Linked DNA regions of Mus musculus: region 1 is linked to region 2. A link is a loop called in an ENCODE intact Hi-C map of the cell type or tissue named here. Cell type or tissue: left cerebral cortex. All regions are shown on one strand.

Evidence for each region. Hi-C counts contacts between places; a loop is a spot of excess contacts. Peaks named below come from ENCODE experiments on the same cell type or tissue, not always from the same donor. Only the 100,000 strongest peaks of a DNase experiment are listed, where the experiment ranks them.
Region 1: it touches region 2 in a loop (2.0-fold over the local background); 1 of 42 quality-filtered maps calls a loop at or near these places.

Annotation. Positions count from the first base shown.
Region 1 is chr19:8,909,870-8,914,869 of GRCm38, forward strand. It overlaps Ganab (alpha glucosidase 2 alpha neutral subunit), which reads left to right. Exons shown (of 24, transcript NM_001293621.1): 10 at 597-750; 11 at 839-1,074; 12 at 1,166-1,292; 13 at 1,408-1,487; 14 at 1,727-1,870; 15 at 1,995-2,091; 16 at 2,605-2,706; 17 at 2,842-3,085; 18 at 4,432-4,496; 19 at 4,673-4,749; 20 at 4,833-4,907. Among named protein-coding and RNA genes, the nearest start is that of B3gat3, 8.0 kb to the right of the region's middle. In left cerebral cortex, no CTCF peak of the experiment used is centred here; DNase peaks (open chromatin) are centred at 2,144, 2,844 and 4,545; H3K27ac peaks cover 1,433 bases.
Region 2 is chr19:8,758,750-8,763,749 of GRCm38, forward strand. It overlaps Nxf1 (nuclear RNA export factor 1), which reads left to right. Exons shown (of 21, transcript NM_016813.2): 2 at 3,563-3,746; 3 at 3,934-4,087; 4 at 4,784-4,867; 5 at 4,948-5,000. Among named protein-coding and RNA genes, the nearest start is that of Nxf1, 4.1 kb to the left of the region's middle. In left cerebral cortex, a CTCF peak has its summit at 2,201 (motif pointing right); no DNase peak of the experiment used is centred here.

The DNA of each region.
Region 1 (5,000 bases), 150 kb after region 2:
GGTTAATAGCACTGGCTGCTCTTCCAGAGATCTTGAATTCAGTTCCCAACAACATGGTGGCTCACAGCCATCTGTAATGGGATCTGATGCCCTCTTCTGTCTGATGCCCTTTTCTGTCATTCAGGCATTCATGCAAATAGAGCAGTCATATACATAAAACACATAAGTAAAGACGTCTTGAAAGAAAGAAAAGAGCTCCCAGTGTGAGGGAAGAAGACAGGTATTATCAGGTTATTATAAGGCAGAGGACTTCGGGAGTGGTAAATGGCAAGCTGATGTGTGGTCCGTGAACGCTTCCTTGAGGAAATGAGACTTTTCTCTCTCTTTTTTTATTTCTCCCCTTCAGTTTTTCGAGACAGGGTTTCTCTGTGCGGTCCTAGCTGTCCTGGAACTCACTCTGTAGACCAGGCTGGCCTCGAACTCAGAAATCCGCCTGCCTCTGCCTCCCAAGTTCTAGGATTACAGGGGTAGAGACTTGACTCTTAAATTAAATTATAGTGAGGTGTTAGGAGCCAGCTGTGTGAGACTCAGGAGAAAGTGCTGCTTTTGTTTCAAGTTGGCACTGAAAAGCTGACTTCCCTTTGTCTCCTTCACAGACCCTGTTTGGGAAGATGCTTGATTACCTGCAGGGCTCTGGGGAGACTCCACAGACAGACATTCGTTGGATGTCAGAGAGTGGCATTATTGATGTTTTCCTAATGCTTGGCCCTTCGGTTTTTGATGTCTTTAGGCAGTATGCTAGTCTCACAGGTAGGTGATATTTCCATTTCTGGCTAGCAAGTGCTCTTAAGTTTTGCTATTTCTTCAGCTCCAGTGACCCTTTCATTTAAACCTGCAGGGACCCAGGCATTGCCCCCACTCTTCTCCCTCGGCTATCACCAGAGTCGCTGGAACTACCGGGATGAGGCTGATGTTTTGGAAGTGGATCAGGGTTTTGATGATCACAACATGCCTTGTGATGTCATTTGGTTGGACATTGAACATGCTGATGGCAAGCGGTACTTCACTTGGGACCCCACCCGATTTCCTCAGCCCCTCAATATGCTTGAGCACTTGGCTTCCAAGAGGCGGAAGGTAAGGGGGTCCTGTAGCTGTGTTTGGTCTTCTTGCATAGGGTTGAGGCATGGTAGTCTCCACCATTTCTCCTTCTGTTCTTTGTTCCCAGCTGGTGGCCATTGTGGACCCCCACATCAAGGTAGACTCTGGCTACCGAGTTCACGAAGAATTGCGAAACCATGGGCTGTATGTTAAAACTCGGGATGGCTCTGATTACGAGGGCTGGTGCTGGCCAGGTAGGCAGGCCCATAATTGAAGGGGAGGCTATGGAGCAGCCAAAGAGGTAGAGATATTTTGTTATGTTTTGGTTTTGCCTCTTTGGGAATTCAGAGTTGGTGTTTTCTCTCTCAGGCTCAGCTAGTTACCCTGACTTCACTAATCCAAGGATGAGGGCCTGGTGGTCTAACATGTTCAGCTTTGACAATTATGAGGTAGGAAAGACTATCCATATGCCTTCTGTCTTTTCTACTTTTCCTTCATGAATCAGCTTTTCAGTTCAGGACCATTGCTTTTGTTTGACCTATAACATTTCGTGGGGACTTGAAGATCTTGGAGGATTCTGAAAAAGACTTGGTTCTGGATTTCTAGAAGCTTTCTTTCTGACAGTGTTTACTGTCGACCGTCGTCCTCTTTTTTTCCCCCCATACATAATTGGTACCTGTGTTTTCAGGGTTCAGCTCCTAATCTTTATGTTTGGAATGACATGAATGAACCGTCTGTGTTCAATGGTCCTGAGGTCACCATGTTGAAGGATGCTGTGCATTATGGAGGCTGGGAGCACCGGGACATCCATAACATCTATGGCTTATATGTGGTAAGGAACCGGGAGAGGAAAGTTGGCAGACAAAGGGAGGACAGTAGTTAAACATGGAGAATATATAGTTGTCAACCAGATGACAGATGGCATTTGTTCTTCACTCTCTTCTCTTTCTTCCTAGCACATGGCGACTGCTGATGGGCTAATACAGCGCTCTGGGGGCATAGAGCGTCCCTTTGTCCTGAGTAGGGCTTTCTTCTCAGGCTCCCAGCGCTTTGGTAAGGTTTGGAGACTAGAGCTGTGGCAGCTGTGTGTGGGAGTAAATGCCTGTAATCCTAGCACTTAAGGTTGCTGAGTCAGGAATAGCTTTAGTCGTAGGGCTGCCTAAACTGTCCAGGTAGTCTAGGCTACCCTGATGTGTTTAGTATGACTCTGTCTCCAGGGAAGAGTAAGCAAATACAGAGGTGTAACACAAAATTATGAAGACCAGATCAGAGGAGCCATAGTATCTTTGGAGAGCTGCACACTGCAACCTCCAGCTGTATATTTTGACATATGAATGGTATATCTAAACCTCGCTTAAGCCTTCTGGCAGGGATGGAGGGGGAGCACTGCCTAGCTTATGCAAGGCCTTTGCTAAGTTCCTAGTACCAAAAAAGAGTTGTGTTTAACTTCACTCTCATCAGAGTGTCCTGGACACTTGTCTAGTGACAGTGGCAGGTCAGAGGATACCTAGATAAAGGCTGAGTTCCTTGCTCTATATCAGGCTCCTTCCCCTTTGACCCTTTTAGGAGCTGTGTGGACAGGGGACAACACTGCCGAATGGGATCATTTGAAGATCTCTATCCCTATGTGTCTCAGCCTGGCACTGGTGGGGCTTTCCTTCTGTGGAGGTAAGAGAAGGAGACATTTGGGGTTTTGATTGGGATAAAGTCAAAGGACCTGGGCATGAACAAAGAATATTTATATGAATGGCTGCCAGCGCTTCTTCTTTGCCATTTTGCAACCTGCTCCTTCTCCTCTCCCAGCGGATGTGGGTGGCTTCTTCAAGAACCCAGAGCCAGAGCTGCTTGTGCGCTGGTACCAAATGGGTGCCTACCAGCCGTTCTTTCGGGCTCATGCCCACTTGGACACTGGGCGGCGAGAGCCATGGCTGTTAGCGTCTCAATACCAAGATGCAATCCGAGATGCCTTGTTCCAGCGATATTCTTTGCTGCCCTTCTGGTATACCCTCTTCTATCAAGCTCACAAGGAAGGGTTTCCTGTCATGAGGTAAATTAGTCAGTGGGGTCTGTGTAGAGTCAGATAGATGACTGGGAGATAATGAGGTCTGGTTTGCATCTCTGGGCCTATTTCTTTCCCTTTCCAGGGCCTTGTTTGTAAGGTTTTAATATGAATATGGAAGAGAGGTCTGAGGATGTAATTCAGTAGTGGAGTTACTTGCCTCTTAATGTAGAAAGCCATGAGTTCCGTCAAGCCCCAATGTCACCAAAAAAAGAAACAGGCAAATGAAATGGGTAAAAGCAGTTGCTATCAAATATAGGAGTTCAGTCTCTAGAACATGATGGAAGTAGAGAATTGACTCCTAGAAATTGCAAGTTTTTTTCTGACCACCATATCATGGCATATGATCCTCCATGCCTTCAAAATTGTAATGATGACAATGACGACGACGACGATGATGATGATGATAAAAAGCCTGGTCTTGTTATATATGTCTATAATACTGAAATTTAGGAGGCTGAGGTATGAGGTAGGAGGAATGAAAGTTCAAAACCAGCTTGTGCTACATAGCAAGGCCCTGTCTCAAAAAGAGAGTTGCCAGGCTGTGGTGGCGCACACCTTTAATCCCAGCACTGGGAACCAGAAGCAGGCGTATTTCTGAGTTCGAGGCCAGCCTGGTCTACAGAGTGAGTTCCAGGACAGCCAGGGCTACACAAATAAATCCTGCCTCGAAAAACAAACAAACAAACAAAAGACAAACAAACAAACAAACAAAAACAAGAGAGAGTCATGGAAAGACTAAAGGGAACAAGTGTGAGTAATGGAGGCTAACCTGAAGAAGATTGCCCACAGTGATAAGTTATTGACAAGAATAAGAAACATGAAGTTACAGGATTAGGTAGTCACAAAAGGCACTTTTGAGAATATAGCCACATTAGGAACCTGTACAATGAATGAAGTAGGTGTTTGTGATCTCAGGGAAGGACATTCCACAGCGAGGAGGCTGCAGGTGCCAAAACACTGAAACAAGCCAGAAAATGAGAAAAGAAAAGTCAGTGGGCCTTGGGAAGGAACTGGTAGACAGATTGTCATTAGGAATAGAGATGATGCTTATGCCCCTAAAGGGCCTTGCAAGCTATGTGTCACTGAAGTGCTCAAGGAAGCCACTGAAAGACAGAGAACTGTGGGTAGAAGAGTGGAGTTAGGGAGGTAAGAGAGAAAGTACAGTGACCGGGCAAGGTGGAGTTCTGTAGCTGCAGCTAAAGTCCTGAATCCATTGGCTGAAAGCTCCTGGATTTCTCCCCAGTGCAATTCTAATTGCTAGCTCTTGGAGGAGAGCATCTTTGACCTCTGAGAATATAATGGCTTCCTTTCCTGTCTTGCTTCTTTCCTAGGCCCCTCTGGGTACAGTATCCTGAGGATATGTCTACCTTCAGTATAGAGGATCAGTTCATGCTTGGTGAGAAATGGGAGGACAGCTGGTAGGAGGTTGGGCTTCAGCTTAAGAACAATGTGTGGGATGTGTATGTGTGGAGTTGGAGTAACTGTGGCTGGACTTGTGACAGACAGATCTTCTAATGCTCTCTAGACTGGCAGCAAATGCCCTCGTTCCCTGTTAATTCTGGTATGTTTTAGGTGATGCACTCCTTATTCACCCTGTATCGGATGCTGGGGCCCACGGAGTGCAGGTCTATTTGCCTGGCCAAGAAGAAGTAAGTTACAGAATATTGTGGGCAAAGAAGCAAAAGCATGGAACCCCTATGCACTGAGTGATCCAGTATCTTGTCATCCACAGGTGTGGTATGACATTCAGAGCTATCAGAAGCATCATGGGCCCCAGACCTTGTATCTGCCAGTAACTTTGAGCAGTGTGAGTATATCTCTCTAGCTGCCATCTCTGTTTGCTTGTACTTCTCCAGAAGGGGAGAAAATATATAATTTGGGGAGTCAGAGGGAAGGAACA
Region 2 (5,000 bases):
CTCAGCCTGGGTGGTGTGTGTGTGTGTGTGAAGGATAGGATAGGCAAGCACATTGTCAACTGGGCTATATCCTCAGCCCTCCTTTTATTTGTTTTGTCTACATATATGCAGACCACCCACTAAGAGAGACAGGTCTCAATCCTGGTCTGGCCTTGAACTCTGTAGTTCCAATCCTCTTCTTAAACAGTGTACTACCACACTTGGTTGGCTTGTTTGTTTATTAATTTATTTATTGAAACAGTGTGTCAATGAGTAGTTCTCTCTGTTCTAGAACTCAATGAGTAGACCATGCTGGCATTCAAAACTCAACAGTTCTCTGCCTGCCACTGTCTGGGAATAAAGATATGGGCCACTGTGTTTGGCTTCTTCCCCTTTTTAAGGCAGGGTTTTAGCTTATCTGGAACTCGGAATCCTCCTGCTTCAAACAATGGTTATATTGGAGAACATTCCCTACCTCCTTACTGTGGAACCTGCACCAGTCCCTGAATCAATAAGTCCCTCGAGGTGCAGGCTATTTTTGCTCAAAGAAACTAGCATTTCCCAAGTTCCGAGTGCAGGAGATGGTAGTTGTTTTTTGGGTTTTGTTTTGTTTTGTTTTGTTTTTCGAGACAGAGTTTCTCTGTGTAGCTCTGGCTGTCCTGGAACTCACTCTGTAGACCAGGCTGGCCTCGAACTCAGAAATCCGCCTGCCTCTGCCTCCCGAGTGCTGGGATTAAAGGAGTGCGCCACCACTGCCCGGCGGTAGTTGTTTTTAGGAGACTTTAAATACGTCCTATTTGTAAGAATTTTTTTATTTTTTGGGATAGAATCTCATGTAGCCCAGCATAGCTTTGATTTCTTGTGTAATTGAAGCCTCCATTTCCCAATTGCCAGGATTGCAGGTGGTGGCCATAACATCTGGTTCTGTGACCATCAACTGTACACATAAGCAAAAGAATATGCAAGTGGCAGATTTTAGGTGGTTTTCAGGAATCTGGTTATATTTTGGGGTTGCCCATACTTCCACATTTTAGTTTTCTTTGTAGGATCTGGTTTCTGGGTGGTTTTGGTTTTCTTTTTTCTTTAAATTCTAAGGTTTTTTTTGGGGGGGGGTAATTTTATACATGTACACAGTTGTAATTGTATTCACCTTTCATTACTCTTTTTTATTTTTACATATTTGTTTATTAATTTAATTAATTTATTTAATGTATAAGTGTTCTGCTGCATGTACACCTGCATGCCAGAAGGAGGCATCAGATTCCTTTATAGATAGTCATGAACCACTGTGGGTGCTGGGAATTGAACTCAGGACCTCTGTAAGAACAGCCCGTGCTCTACACCATTGAGCCATCTCTCCAACCCTACTCTTTCTATGTTTTTTTTTTTTTTCTATGTCTATTTTGTCTTATGTATATTTGTGTATGTCTGGTGCCTGCAGAGGCCAGAAGAAGGTAGTGGATTCCCTGGAATTAACTACAAAGTCAACTTCCATTCAGACTCCAGAGCCTGAGTTTAGTTAAGGTTGCTCATGAACTTGTGGGAAGACTCTTCCCTTCTGCCTTTTAAACTTTGTTTTGTTTAAAGACAAGACCTCAATCCCAGCACTCAGGAAGCAGGGGCAGGCGGAGAAACCCTGTCATGAAAACCCAAAAAAAAAAAAAAAAAAAAAAAAAAAAAGACTGGACTAAGACAAGACCTCATGTAGTAGCATGAGTTGATCTTAAATTCAGGGTGTAGCTGTAAATGACCTTGAAATCCGGATTCTCCTGCTGGTATTAAAACCATGGACTACTAACACTAAAATGAAAAGGGCTGTTTTTGTTGCTTGTCTGTTTATTTTGAGGAGATACTGAGGATAAAAGCCAGGTCATTGACTGTGATAGCCAAGCCTTCTATTACTGCCTCTGCCTTCCAAGTGCTGGGATTAAAGGCATGCACCACCACCACCTGGCTTGAATTTTCTTTTTTGTATATAAGTGTTTTTGCCTGCTTGTATGTCTTTGTACTATGTAAGTGCCTGGGGTTCCTGTGGAGGCCTACAGACAGTTGTGCAGTATAGTGGGTGCTGAGAATCAAAGCTGGTCCTCTAGAAGAGCAGCTAGCTTGTTTTCTTCCTTTCTTTCTTTCTTTCTTTCTTTCTTTCTTTCTTTCTTTCTTTCTTTCTTTCTTTCCTGTAAGTACACTGTAGCTGTTTTCAGACACTCCAGAGGAGGGCGCCAGATCTCATTACAGATGGTTGTGAGCAACAGTGTGGTTGCTGGGAATTGAACTCAGAATCTTCAGAAGAGCAAGTTAGTGCTCTTAACCACTCTGCCATCTCTCCAGCCCCCCATCCCCAACTAGCTAGTTTTCTTGAGAACATTATGACTAGCCCAATCACTAGCCCTAGCATGGAAGCTGATGAGAACAGATGGCGGAGACCCACATCCAAGGTGGAGCTTGGGCAACTATGAGGAAGAGGAGGAGGAAAAAGTGTAGGAGTCAGAAGAGTTGAAGACACCAGGAGAATTCAGTCCACAAAATCAACTAAGCAGGGCTCCTAGAGGCTCACAAGAGACTGAAGTGGCAATCACAGAGCCTACATGGGTCTGCACTAGGTCCTCTGCCTGTATGTTGTTGTGTTTAGCTTCAGGATTTTTGTAGGACTCCTATTGGAACGGGGATGTCTTGACTATTTTGCCTGTTCTTAGCACCTTTTTTCTCCTCCAGGGTTACCTTGTCCAGTCTTGATATGAGAGGTTGTGTCTAGTGTCATTGCATCTTACTATGCCATACATCTTGTTATGCCATGTTCAATTGCTATCACTGGGATACCTACTCTTTTCTGAAGGGAAACAGAAACAGTAGACAAAGGGTGGGAGGAGGGAAGTTGCGGGGGGGGGGGGGGGCGGGGGAGACTGGGAGAAGTGGAGGGAGGAGAGGCTCTAGTCAGAATGTTTTATATAAGAAAAGAATAAAAAGAAAAAAGTCATCTTGCTGGAGGTTGTGGCCCACACCTTTAATCCCAGCACCTAGGGAGGCAGAGGCAGATGGATCTCTGAGTTTGAGGCCAGCCTGGTCTACAGTTAGTTCAAGGATAGCCAGAGCTACACAGAGAAACCATGGGATGGTGGTGGTGTGGTAAGTCATTTCTCCAGCGCCTTGAGGTACATTCGCGACCCACTTATTTATTTATTTGTTTGTTTGTTTGTTTGTTTGTTTGTTTTTTCGAGACAGGGTTTCTCTGTATAGCTCAGGCTGTCCTCAAACTCACTCTGTAGACCAGGCTGGCCTCGAACTCAGAAATCCGCCTGCCTCTGCCTTCCAAGTGCTGGGATTAAAGGCATGTGTTACCACTGCCTGGCCTCTTGACCCTTTTATTTCCCAACATTTCTATAGTTTTCCAATAACTTGTTCACGATGTGGATGTAATAAAGAAAGTTCTTTGCTCTGGCTAGGGCATAGGCATCTCTGTGAAGGAACCTTTATAGTTCATATCTGTTTTTTCCAAGAGTACAGAGTACTAGAAACTGGTGCTCACACCAAGGTAACTTAGACCATTCATGCATTTACTAATTTCTGTGTCTGTTTCCAACTCCAGAGCATGATGACCGTGTTAGTTTCCCTCAAAGAAGAAAGAAAGGCCGGGGGCCTTTCCGATGGAAGTGTGGTGAGGGGAATCGTAGGTCTGGAAGAGGTGGTTCTGGTGTACAGTCTTCCCGATTTGAGGAAGATGATGGCGATGTAGCAATGAATGATCCCCAGGATGGCCCCCGAGTAAGATAGTAAGTGACCAATTAGTCTGCTTTGAATAGTGACCCACTGAATTATGTAGCCCTGATGTCTTTGTTGTGTCTGGTCTTACCTTGTAAAGTGATACTTGACAGAACCAATTTAGTAGCTGTAGTTTCACTAGCAGGACAGGTTCCTCTTCCCTAGTGTTTATGGAAATTTAATTCTGCTTCCCAATAGCAATCCCTATACCAACCGGCCTAATCGTCGGGGAGATGGTTGGCATGATCGAGATCGAATTCATATTACTGTACGGAGAGACAGAGCTCCTGCAGAGAGAGGAGGGGCTGGCACCAGTCAAGATGGGACCACCAAGAACTGGTTCAAGATTACAGTGAGTACTTGGAAGAATAGGTGATTCAGGAAACAGGACTAGACTCATTGAAAGTGTTTGACACCTCTCTCAAGCTCCTCGAATCCATTTTCTCGAACATTTACTCAACAGGGAAGTAGCATGCTAATCCATTCTTTCCTCAAATGAGTGTCTTAGAACATCTAAGAACAGAGTTAAGGATAGGCAAGGTGACATGTGAAAGGGAATCTGATAAGTGTGGTCAGGATGTAGCCTAACACTTAAGCTAAGAGTGATTCTAGGAGACGATGGAGTCTCTCGGGGACAAGTAAGACACACATGTCTTAGGACTTTTAGAATTAATACATTTGATATGTAGCCATGTTGTCTGAGTCATCTTGCCAGGAATAATAAGTATATGGAAAGGAGTTAAGGAATGTTTGTATCTCAAGTGGATACAAACATGTTTGTATCTCTTGTCCTTTCTTGAAGAGGGGGGGAAAAAAAACCCAGCTTTTCTAGCATAGAAGGGCTCTACCAGCCTCATGCATGTAAGCATGCTTTCTATCTCTGAGACCTCCGCATGCTAAATGCCTTCTATCACTCAGCCTTATGCATGCCACGTTAAGCATGCTTTCTGATAAAGCACTAGAAATACTTTCAATCTTGGCAGAAAATAAAAGGAGAACTGAAATATGCTGGCTTGGTTACATGTGTACCCTTGTCTCTCACTTCCAGATTCCTTATGGTAGAAAGTATGACAAAACGTGGCTTCTGAGCATGATTCAGAGCAAATGCAGTGTCCCCTTCAATCCCATCGAGGTAAGACAGAGTTAGACCTGAAAGGCTGTGGAAGGACCTGTGGACTCCAGATTGAATGTTGTTTGTTTTCCTTCTTCCAGTTTCACTATGAAAATACACGGGCCCATTTTTTTGTGGAGGATGCCACTACTGC